2 separate regions of the Mus musculus genome follow, and region 2 is linked to region 1. The links are chromatin loops, found by intact Hi-C in ENCODE. Cell type or tissue: gastrocnemius. All regions are shown on one strand. Links, peaks and the distances in the headings refer to the core of each region. The heading gives the core; the rest is flanking DNA. Region 1 overlaps Park7 (Parkinson disease (autosomal recessive, early onset) 7). Region 2 overlaps Rere (arginine glutamic acid dipeptide (RE) repeats).

Region 1 (5,369 bases), core at 117-5,116:
GCACGCGCCTCCTCAGCCTGCCCTCAGGCCTTGCTGCCTGAGTACTCACTCATCCAACACACTTCTGAGGACTACTGCTGCTGCCATGGGCAGGGGGAGCCCAAGCCAAGTGTTACGGAGCCCCCAGAAGAACCTCGCCTACAAGAGTCACGTGGAGGATGGCTACTGTCCCTCAGACTGCTTTCAAAGGGTACAATGGACAAAGAGTGTCCTAAAACCAGGACTTACTGACCCTGGCAATGATGTAGGGGAGGGAGAGCCTTCATTACAGAGAGGAGGGGAGGGGAGCCGGGTTCCTTGCCTTGCCAAGACACCGTAGGCTCCAGGTAAGCTGGGCACTGTGTAGGCTATGAGGTCCCACTGTGTGCCCTCAGTACCCGTGTTTCAGAAGCTCAGGTGACACAGGACCAGCATGTGCTTTGTCCCCTTGTGCGCATGGTACACATGGCGCACACGGTGCACAGCGCAGCCTGAGTTCGTGCCATCCTTCCTACCCTGACCTCACTTCCTGAGGCTCACACAAACTCAACTCCCAAGAGCCAGAGCTCATAACAGAGCGGTTTCACCCAGTTTGACAGTCAGTCTCCCTCTAATAACTGAAACAGAGCAACAGGCTTTCAGGGAAACAACACTTGGGACAAAGCTAAGAACACGCGAAAGTGCAGTCACAGAGCAACTCCATGTGTCGCTGCACACCAAACACACACTCTACTGCTGAATCTTAGCCTCTAAAACAAAAAGGTACGAACTTTTAAAAACTGCGTGTACACTATTTTACTTCAAAAAGGGAGCTCTAGTTATGCCCAGGTATGTATTTAAGAATGTTCTCAGGGCTGGAGAGATGGCTCAGTGGTTAGAGCATGTCCCGCTATTGCCAGAGGACCCGGGTTCCATTCCCAGCACTCGCGCCAGACAGCTCACCACTGCCTGTAACTCGGCTCACAGGGGACAGAACATCCTCTCCTGGCTTCTGTGCACACCTCCTCATGCACACACATAACTGAAAATTAAATAGCAACTTAAGGAAGTTTCTCGACAGCATGGGTTCACATAGGCAAAGAAGCAGAAACCAACCACAGCCCACACCCAGGAGCCAAAGAAACAAGCAAGACACAGGAAATCCAACTAGCAGTGAAGTCAACCTGCCAAAGCTAAAAAGGTAATGACGAGGTTGAGGTGAGAAGGTGCAGCCTCATATGGCACACACCTGCACGCCCATTTAGGCTGAGGCAGGAGGATGGCTTCAGTCCAGGTCAAAGCTACCTGTGCAACACAGTGAGGGCCCATCTCAAACACAAAAGCAGGCTGCAGAATGGCCTAACTAGATCTGAATAACAAACTACCTGGAAAGGCTACAGCGGAGCTTTAGAGTCACAGAGGACACGTCACGGGCCTTACTGACAAGCGCAAGGAGGAAAGCGCAAGGGGAGGGGCATCCAGCCTCGCGTCAGCCCTCCTACCCTGTCTGCTCACTTCACCAGAAAGAGAAATTGCTTTCAGAGGGTTAATAAAACTCAAATGCCTAGCTGATAGGAAGGAAACGCATCACCAAGCAAGCTGGCCGCCCACTGAAGACATTGCCAAAGGTCTGCAGCACTGTGCACTGTGGGCAAAAGGCATTTGCTGAAACTGCTGTCACGGATTCGGTAAAAACACTACCTAAACTAGCACTTCACAACCCTCCCCGCTGTCGAGTCAGGGTTCTGGTGGCCAGGCTGAGGCTGGGCTGGCGCCGCTGAGAAGTGCGTGCAGAGCCAGGAGCCCTCCACTTGGCTAGGATTCTGTCATATAGGGAAGCACAGGGAGGGAGGGATATACTCACTGCCATTCATCATTTTGTCCTTAGCCAGTGGGTGTGTTGTGACCTTGCATCCAAAACCTACTTCGTGAGCCAACAGAGCCGTAGGACCTAGGAAGAAGATGTATATATACAGATGAGAGGGGAGAGAGAACCTGTGCTGTAAAACAGAAATACAGCGTGTGAGGTGGCGCACGCCTGACCCCAGCCCTTAGGAGGCAGAGGCAGGCAGATCTCTGTGAGTTCCAGGCCAGCTTGGTCTACAGAGTCAGTTCCAGAGCGTGTCCCAGGTCAGTGAGGACTACAAAGAGGGCTCTGCCCCAGAAAAACAAAGACAAAACAAAGAGTTTACCAGAAGTATTCTTCTAAAGCAAACACCCGAGTCTGAACAGTCACGGCTCTAAATCCCACTGCTTAAACACAACAGAGGCGCATCCTCCCGCCATGAGCCCCGTGAGCACCGGGCAAGGTGTGCACGGCCGCCTTCCTGTCATAGTAAGTGACTAACTAATGTGGTCAAAGGCCTGATTTGAAAATGAAGACAAAACAACTTACCACTGCCATTATCTGAGCCTCTAAAGAAGGCCATGCCCAGCCGGGCGTGGTGGCACACGCCTTTAATCCCAGCACTCGGGAGGCAGAGGCAGAGGCAAAGGCAAAGGCAGAGGCAGGCGGGTTTCTGAGTTCGAGGCTAGTCTGGTCTACAGAGTGAGTTCCACGACAGTCAGGGCTACACAGAGAAACCCTGTCTCGAAAAATCAAAACAAAACAAAACAAACAAAAAGAAGGCCATGCCAAGAGTTAGCTCTGGGAACCGGCAGCAAGCTCAAGGCAGCAGACCCCACCCTTTCCTACAGCGCCACCTGGTGGACACTTGAAGAACACCCCACCAACTACAAGTCCTTGGGTGTCCTGGTTCCTGGTAAGTCCTTCCACTCCCTGCTTCTGGCCACCTACAAGCTTCACTGCAAGCTTCCTTCTCTCCCCTCAGGAAAGCCTCCCTGCGATGACTTTCTTCTGGACTCAGCAGCACCGAGGGTGATGCTAACAACGGAGCTCCTGACTGTAACATCACGGTCACTCTTGACTGCTGATTGAAGACAGGCTTCATTACAGAGCTCCACTCCCTGCCTGGGCCACCCCAGTTTTCTGTTTATCATCCCGAGACCGTGACACAGGACAGTCTGCTAGTAATGTTTCTTTTTTTAACAGTGACTTGGTTCGGAGGAGGGCCAGGCCCTCAGGTCTGACTGAGCGCAAGTGAGCGAGCCAGCTGCTGCTGTTCCAGTCAGCGACTCGGAACACGATGACACTGCAGTTTACCTTCAGCCAAGTCTAAGAACAAACCCAGGCAAACCCTAGGGAGGCCGGTCTCCCAGGTCAGCGAAGGACACCAGCCCCCTGATGACTTCGTACCCACCGTCAGGACAGTCCAGGTTACAGGGATTGCAAGACCACCAACCAACAGAAATCCCTGGGCCTCGGCACGGCAGGAAGTCAGAGCTGTGGGAGCCTAAGACGGGATGCCCAGGGCAATGCGTAGGTGCTCCCAGTGGCTCTCTAATGTGCTCTCAAGCATGCAATCGTGGCATCCCATGATGCCCACAACCTCTGTCACTTCAGGGAGTTAGAATGGCTTTGTATGTCGGTTTTGAATGGAGCTTCTCACATGCTAGGCACATACAGCTCAGTTATGCTTGGTCCTAAACTGGGAACTTTTAGAGCTTTTTCCACATGTTTTCCCTCCATTCTTTCCTTCAGTGGAGAGAGGCTCTCTTACGTAGCTAAGGATGGTCTTGAACTCACAGCAGCCCTGCCTCTCCCTCAGCACGGCAGTTACAGCCTGGTCTCCCAGACAACCCAAATGTGATTTTTTGTTTTGTTTTGTTTTGAATTTAACTTAATTTTATATGCATTGGCACAAGGGTGTCAGATCCTCTGGAACCGGAGTTACTGACAGTTGTGAGCCACCATGTAGTTGCTGGGAATTGAACCCGGATCCTTTGGAAGAGCAGTCAGTGCTCTTAATTGCAGAGCCATCTCTCCAGCTCCCAGGAAGGATCTTAAAACAGGGGAGGAGCACACAGCCTTTGCCCGAAGGATGGCGCTTGTCAGTCTGATGTCATTTCAGTAAGACAGCAGCCACAGATGTCTCTACAGTATCTGCTTTGTCCCCTGGGGGAGGCAAGGGCACCAGAGCTAAGATAGAGTCCCTTGGTCCCCAAACAAAACCATCCACTCCTCAGTCACTGATTCACCTGTTCTGTGACACACTTAAAAGGCATCTGATGAGGAAGACGCCGGATGCCAGACCGTCACCTGAGAGGAAAGCCACATCAAGGATTTGAAATGGGCCAGGAAGCAAACTGTTATAGTCTCAAGGCTCAGGATATGTACGAGAGAGCTCATCTGAAGCCATGGGTTTCAAGAGCACCCAAGCCAAGACTCAGCACGCACCCAGGCAGGCGAGGCCGGGGGAAATGTGTGGCGTTTGTGCCGGTCAGATTCTTGCTGACTCTCCTGGCAGGCCTAACTGCTGGCACAGAGATGCGCCGGAACAAGCTGTTTGCTGGATTCCAGAAGCCTGATTTTTCCCTGAGGTCAACCAAACAGGGCAAACACTGAGTTTCACAGATTAGCGACCTAGGGCAGACAGAGACAGAAAGCTCAACAATTGGGCTCAGTGCTGCCATGACACGAGTTCATGCCACCCAAACCAAACAGCCAGTGTGGGCGCCTTTTGGCTTCCTGAAGGCAAGCTGTGTGCAGTCAAGCTCCCAGAGACAGGCCAGCCCCTCGCCAGCTACAGCTCCACACCCGCACTTACTCACCTGCACAGATGGCAGCTATGAGGCCCTTCCTGCTCTCCTGCTCCTTGAGGATCTCCTTCACCATAGGCGACTAGAGAGAGAACCCAAGCACCCAGTCACCATCGAGACACGGTCTCTCACGGGAAAGCTGGGACCCTCACTCCCAGCTTAACTCGCTTCTAGCTGTTTCCCAGAAAGCGCTCTAACCCGGAAGTACAAAAGTGGCCAGGTTCCTAACATGTCTGTGCTCTCAAGCCCGGCCAATGGCACTCACCCCAAGGGAAAGGCCCACCACAGTGACGACAGGAAGGAAAAAGCAATGTCACCAAGGCACGTAACCCTGTCCTGTGCTCTAGGAGAGGCAGAAGCGAGGGGACACGGGGTTCAGCAGCTACAGATGGCAGAGACCCCAGAAGGAACAGCCCACTCCCTACTCCTGCCTCCTTTCCTGCATGACTCTTCACATAGAGCTGGAAACGAGAAGCAATGGCTGCCTCTGATGCCATCCTGCATTCACACTGTCACTGTGGTCCCACAGCGGTCCTGGACCCTCGGCTGAGCAGGCAGCACTTTCTAGGCTTAACCCACTCCGCTGCTGCAGCACTGGTCCACTGACCTGGCTAACCTTGCTGTAGTGTCCTTTGTCATCCTGCTTGCATTAGGCTGTTGTAGTTTCCCATTGACTTTAATCACAGGACATGGTAGTACTAAGAGACGCCCTAAGGGATCTCCTACACTCCAGACAATCTTGCTTACCACCA
Region 2 (5,369 bases), core at 92-5,091, 410 kb before region 1:
CCAGTGTGAGCAAGTGTGGGGAGAAGCAGTGCTGAGCTGTCCAGGGCGCAGCTCTCTGGAGAGCCAGCCCCACTTGGAGCTGTTGTTTTGTTTTTCAAAATGCAGATGAGCTGGAAGAAAGAGGAAGTAGGTAGCCTGCTTGCCTTCTCCCTCAGGGGAGCTGTCACAAGCTGCCTGTCTTAGCCAACAACAAAATGTCAGAAAAACACACACAGGGGACGATCTGCCAGTCACCTGTTTACCTCTTGAGGAGGAACAAGCCAGGATCCCTCCTGGGGTCAGAAGAAGACACTTGGGTTGCATGCCATCATTGTCACCCAGGGCAGCTAATGAGACCCAAACAATAATTTTGAAAATAAGATTTTCTTGAGTTGGAGTAACTTTTTATGTAATAGTAACTTTTTCCTGTGTGTAGCTATTAAGTTCTTTCCCGTCGTAACGAGTTAGCCTCTTGTATGTGAAAGAGTTTCTTTGATGCCCGGCTCCATTTCAGCAGCTCTGCGCTGTCTAAGCGCAGCAGCAGGTCTAAGGAAATGCTCTTCCGCCCCGTCGCCCTGTTTTCATGTGTTGGGACAAAGGGAAACTATTTCAGATAAATCTGCTTATGTGTTCTCTCTCTGAACTTAGGAAATTTTACATTTTTGAGAGAGCCTCTGAACTTTGGGTGTCCTACCTCCTTGAATTCGAGGGTTGCCTGGCACATGTGGTCCTCAGGATCAAACCCAGGGCTTCATGCATGTTGGGCAAGCACTCTTATAACTGAGTCTCACCTTCAGCCCTGTGACTGAGGTGTGCTGTATTTCTGCAGAAAATGTGTAGATTCCTCAGCTTAGAACTCATGTTGTCTCACAGGATGAACAGGGCTCTGCACATGGTACCGAGCACCATGTCCTGCTCTAAGAATCTGTAAGAACTCATGTTCTTGGAAAAGATTTTCGTTTTTTGACTCCATTCCATTTCTGAGAAACAGTTGGTCCTGTCCTTTTTTCCAATCTTTTATGTTTTGAGGGAATTTTGTGATGTTTCTTTAAGTTATAACTGAGTGGTGTAAAGATCATTTAGTTTGCAGGCGGGAGTAACCTGCGTACCTGCTATTTCATAATGATAAACAGTGCTTTGTGGGAGGCGAACGCTGGATGGGTAGACAGGCTTGTTCTGCAGGGTTTTACCAGGGCCTCTCTTGGCTGCTCTGTGGGCAGGGTGACTGAGTACTTTGGTCCTCAGTATTGCTGTAGTGAGATGGACTTGTTACATGGCTTTAGAAATCTTTCAAAATGAGTTTTAATAGATTTAGGTTTATAGATAGTGTTGTGCGAGAATGAATCAGGGCACTTGAAATGTTTTGTTTGTTTGTTTGGTTGGTTGGTTGGTTGGTTGGTTAGTTGTTTTTTTGTTTTGTTTTGTTTTTCCAAGTATGCTGAGGTGTTTATAGTGGATGGTCTTTAGGCATTTGGGGGGAGGGGCATATGCATGCACGTTCACTTAACTGAGGGGGGGTTAGTGTCAGCCAACCATTATGGTTCATGCTAGGTTAGTGCTCTGCTGCTGAGGTTATTTCCCCCCCCCCCCCCCATCCTTGATCTGAACCTTGTTGCTGTTTTTATTGTTTCAGTTCATTCTTGGAGACCTGGCTGGGCTCATATTAATTACCTTAGAGGATGCTGTAATTTAATCACTTGGAGATTTGGGGGTTCTTTTTGCATGAAGTATGGCATTCCTTGTGTGCTGTATTAGTGCTGTCTCCATTGTGGCCATACCTATGTGGCTAGCTTGCTTGTTTGGTCTTTTTGTCAAGTGCGTTTTCAAAAAGACATGTGTTTAGTTGCTTCTCCTAAGCACTGCTGCTGTTTCTGCGCTTAATTTCAGGTGCAGTTATTTGTACCTGTTTTCCTCGTTCTTGTTCTTTGTTGAAAACATGGTTATTTAAAAACCTGACTTACTTAAAAAATAGAAAAGACAAAAGAAAACTTGCTGTTGTCTCCTGAGGACGGACGCTTCTGGCTTGGCTTGTGGAGTTCCCTGGTGTTGGCTGTCTGGAATCCCCTTTCTAAGGCCCCACTTCCCTGCACACTAGCTTGGTGTGCTCGGAGAAGCTGCAGAGTCTGTTGGCTGGTCTTTATTTACGGAAACAGCAGGGTTGAGATTGATTGCGTTGTGGAGAGACAGTGTGTGGATGAGGGAGGGTCACAGCACATGCTCAGTCCTGTCAGAGTGAGGGAAGTTTCAGCGTTCTGCGTGAAGGCTTAGGTCATAGCACAAGCTCAGTGAGAGAGAGCTCTGTGAGGTCTCAGCCTGCATGGGCCTCCATTTTGAGTACTTAGAGTAGAAAAGGGCAGAGTTTTAGCAGTAAGTAGAGGTGCAGGGATCCAGCTAGACTCACGAGAGCCCGTGTTAGTCATGGATGATCCATTCAGCCCCTGCAGGTAGGCGATCTTCCCCTGGCCTTTCGAAGACATTGGCTTTGCTGCTCAAGCTCCTTCTGAAGATGTTTATGAATCATCTTGCCATTCATAGTGCATGTGCCTAAAGCCTTTGATTCTGCCAGCTGGCCATGCAGAGGTGGCATTGCGAAGCATAAAATCAGAGCTGTGCATGGGGTCTACCAGGAGATGAATTAAGCAAATGTACAGTGTGAAGCTTTGTGAGTCTCTATCCATGTCTCTACCCCTTTCCTTCACCTCTTCCTCTCTTCCGTGTGATTATAGCCTGGGTTTGCCCAGTGCATTTTGTAGAGCTTGTCTGTCTTAAAGACCTGCAGAGCAGACCTGCAGACTGCCTCATTAGCCATGTGCCTTGTGGTGATCGCTGGGCCACAGGATGGATCTGTTTGGCTGTTTTAGGAAGGGTGGTAGGTGGGCAACTATTGGTTGCTTTGAAGGTGGGTGGAACTTGTTTTGATTGAGAGCCTGTTCGCTAGAGCAAATTATAATTCTTGTGAGGTGACACATGAGGGGGATAGCTGTGGATGACGATTGCAACTGTATCATCTTAGTGTGTTTTCAAAGGGAACTGTCATATCACATCAGCTTCTCTTCTGTTCTTTCTGAAGGAGCAAAGCCTTCTTTTTGGAGTTTGTGGCAATTCTCTTTCCAGCTTGGAGAGGCTATAAACATTGACATCTATGTTAAAATTGAGATTCACATACTTTTCTTTATTCTTGTATGTTAGTTTTTGCTGTGGTGTATGTGTATTTTGTGTGATTTTTTTGCATTGAGTAGGAGGAGAGTGGAAATGGAAAGGGTTTGCTGCCAAAGAAGGCAGAGGTGTGGACAAGGTCACGTTTGGTACCTGTGGCTTGATGTCTGACCATGAAGTAGCCCTCTCTACCCAGGTGAAGCTGTTTTGTTTTGTTTGTTTTTACCTCTTGTTTGCAGAGAGAGCCCAGGTAGGGGCTGTGACTATGGTTTACTAGGGAGCCAATCAGGATTAGCAGATTTTGTGCAGTGGAATTCTTACTCAGACAGGGAATTAGAGAAATTTGGGATTGCCTTGCTGCCTGTCATTTCCTCTCCCCTTTAGGGTTGGGAACAATTTAGACATAAGTCAGGTTTTGTGCAGTTGTAAGGACTATAGAAAACACTACAAGATAGAAGAATGTGATTCATCTTCTAGGGGACAGGAAAGTTCACTGTGTATTGACTCTAAGGAAGAAGACTCATAAGGTCTTAGCTGGAGACAGGGATCTTGTCTGAAGAGGCCTCTGATTGGGCCAGGGTTTAGCAGTGCTGACATTTAAAATATTCCTAAAGCATTAAATTTGTATGCTTAATTGTAGAATTTGAACTAAAGAAACGCTATGTAGAGAAGTAAGGTGGTGCTAGGGTCTTAGTTGATATTTCTGTGTTTGATTCCCATTCCTGTGAGGGTCACTTTCTTTTATGACTGTGCACTTCTGAACATTATGTTTGGAAGTTTGGGGTTAATACCCAGTGTTTCCCACAGTGTATAATAGTGCTTCTGGAAGCAGACCATATGCCTGAACATTTGGGAGAATGCTGACTTGTGGTTGTGGTTGGAAGGACCTTACTTCCTCCTCCTCTTTAGTTTGAACGTTCAGAGTCTCGGTCCACCTGCTTGGCTGACTGGCTGCTCGGCTTGCACGGCGTTGTGGTACAGCCACCTGCTTTGATGGAAGATTTGGAGTTCCTGGCTCTGCTTTGTGGTGACCTCTGGGTTTCCGAGTTGATTTTACATGCATTGAAATCAGCAACACTGCTTTCTCTGTTTATGCATTTGTTCTTTATTCTCCTGTCTTGAGAAAATACATTTTTGGGAAAGTTGCTTCTGAATGTCTGTCTCTTGTCTGGGGTTTTGGGACATGTCTGGAGGTGAAGGGTAGCATCGCAGTTATTCCTGGTTGCTGAGGGCCTCTGTGCAGGTTGATCAGTAGGTAATGCTGGCCGGTTTGGCTCATTCCCCACTGGCTGCACTTGGGACTATCAGGAAGTAGGAGGAAACATAGGAGGATGGACTTCAGAGAGAATGGACAGTTCTCAGATCTTTTTATTTCAGTATAGAATAAAGTTTACTCAGGCCATGGGGAGGGGAGTTAAGATGGTAGTAGAGGCAGAGAAAGAGAGAGTAGAGAAATAGAGGCCGGCCATGAGCACATGGAAGCCATGGGTGGGGGTGTGAGGAAGGAGCAAGGGGACAGAGCAGGAGGAAGAAGGGAAGAGCAAGAGAGGAGCAAGAGCTAGACTCTCGACCATGAATTTGAGTGAAGCCGTGCATTTCAAGTTTGTGTGCCTACGAGTGCAGCCCATCTTGAGCAGCCTGGTACCAAAAACACACTTGTTCTAAGCCTGTGAAAGATGTTGGATGGGGGAAGGTAGGAAACACCAGCTGAAGGAAGACTTTAGAGGCACGAGCTCATGAGTCTTCGGGAAAAGCCCACGTGGTTGATAATCTTTGGAATCCTAAGTTTCTGATCCAGGTGGCACAGGTGCTTACATATATGTTTAAAATAGTGTGCACTATCATACTGACACTCAGGCAAACTGTTATTTAACTCAGCTGGGCTAGAGGTCATTTCTGTTAACATTCTTTGAAATATACATTTATTTGTGGCTATGTGATTATCTTTTCTGTTGAGCAGGGGTCACTTCTTCCTTTAAAAAAAAAAAAACGAATTATTTCCTGGCTGTCCTAGAACTTGCTCTGTAGACCAGGCTGGCCTCAGACACATAGAGGTCCACCTGCCTCTGCCTCCTGAGTGCTGGGATTGAAGACATGCACCACCACTACCCAGCCATTTAGTCTTATAACCTCCATTCCTAGTTTAGGACTTGGCAAATGGATCACCTTGTGGGGATAAGAGGGACTGAGATAGGGTTTCATTATGCAGTACCGGTTGACCTAGAATTCAAAGA

Evidence for each region. Peaks named below come from ENCODE experiments on the same cell type or tissue, not always from the same donor. Only the 100,000 strongest peaks of a DNase experiment are listed, where the experiment ranks them.
Region 2: a loop joins it to region 1, with 2.5 times the contacts of the local background. A loop is called at or near these places in 2 of 42 quality-filtered maps.

The regions. Positions count from the first base shown.
Region 1 is chr4:150,899,186-150,904,554 of GRCm38, forward strand. Park7 (Parkinson disease (autosomal recessive, early onset) 7) reads right to left here. Exons shown (of 7, transcript NM_020569.3): 5 at 4,630-4,699; 6 at 1,823-1,909. Among named protein-coding and RNA genes, the nearest start is that of Park7, 8.1 kb to the right of the region's middle. In gastrocnemius, for the core only: a CTCF peak has its summit at 2,673 (motif pointing left); a DNase peak (open chromatin) is centred at 2,665; H3K4me3 peaks cover 4,865 bases; H3K27ac peaks cover 5,000 bases.
Region 2 is chr4:150,486,153-150,491,521 of GRCm38, forward strand. The region is part of intron 7 of Rere (arginine glutamic acid dipeptide (RE) repeats); the gene reads left to right. Among named protein-coding and RNA genes, the nearest start is that of Gm52709, 21 kb to the left of the region's middle. In gastrocnemius, for the core only: no CTCF peak of the experiment used is centred there; a DNase peak (open chromatin) is centred at 2,120; H3K4me3 peaks cover 2,887 bases; H3K27ac peaks cover 4,187 bases.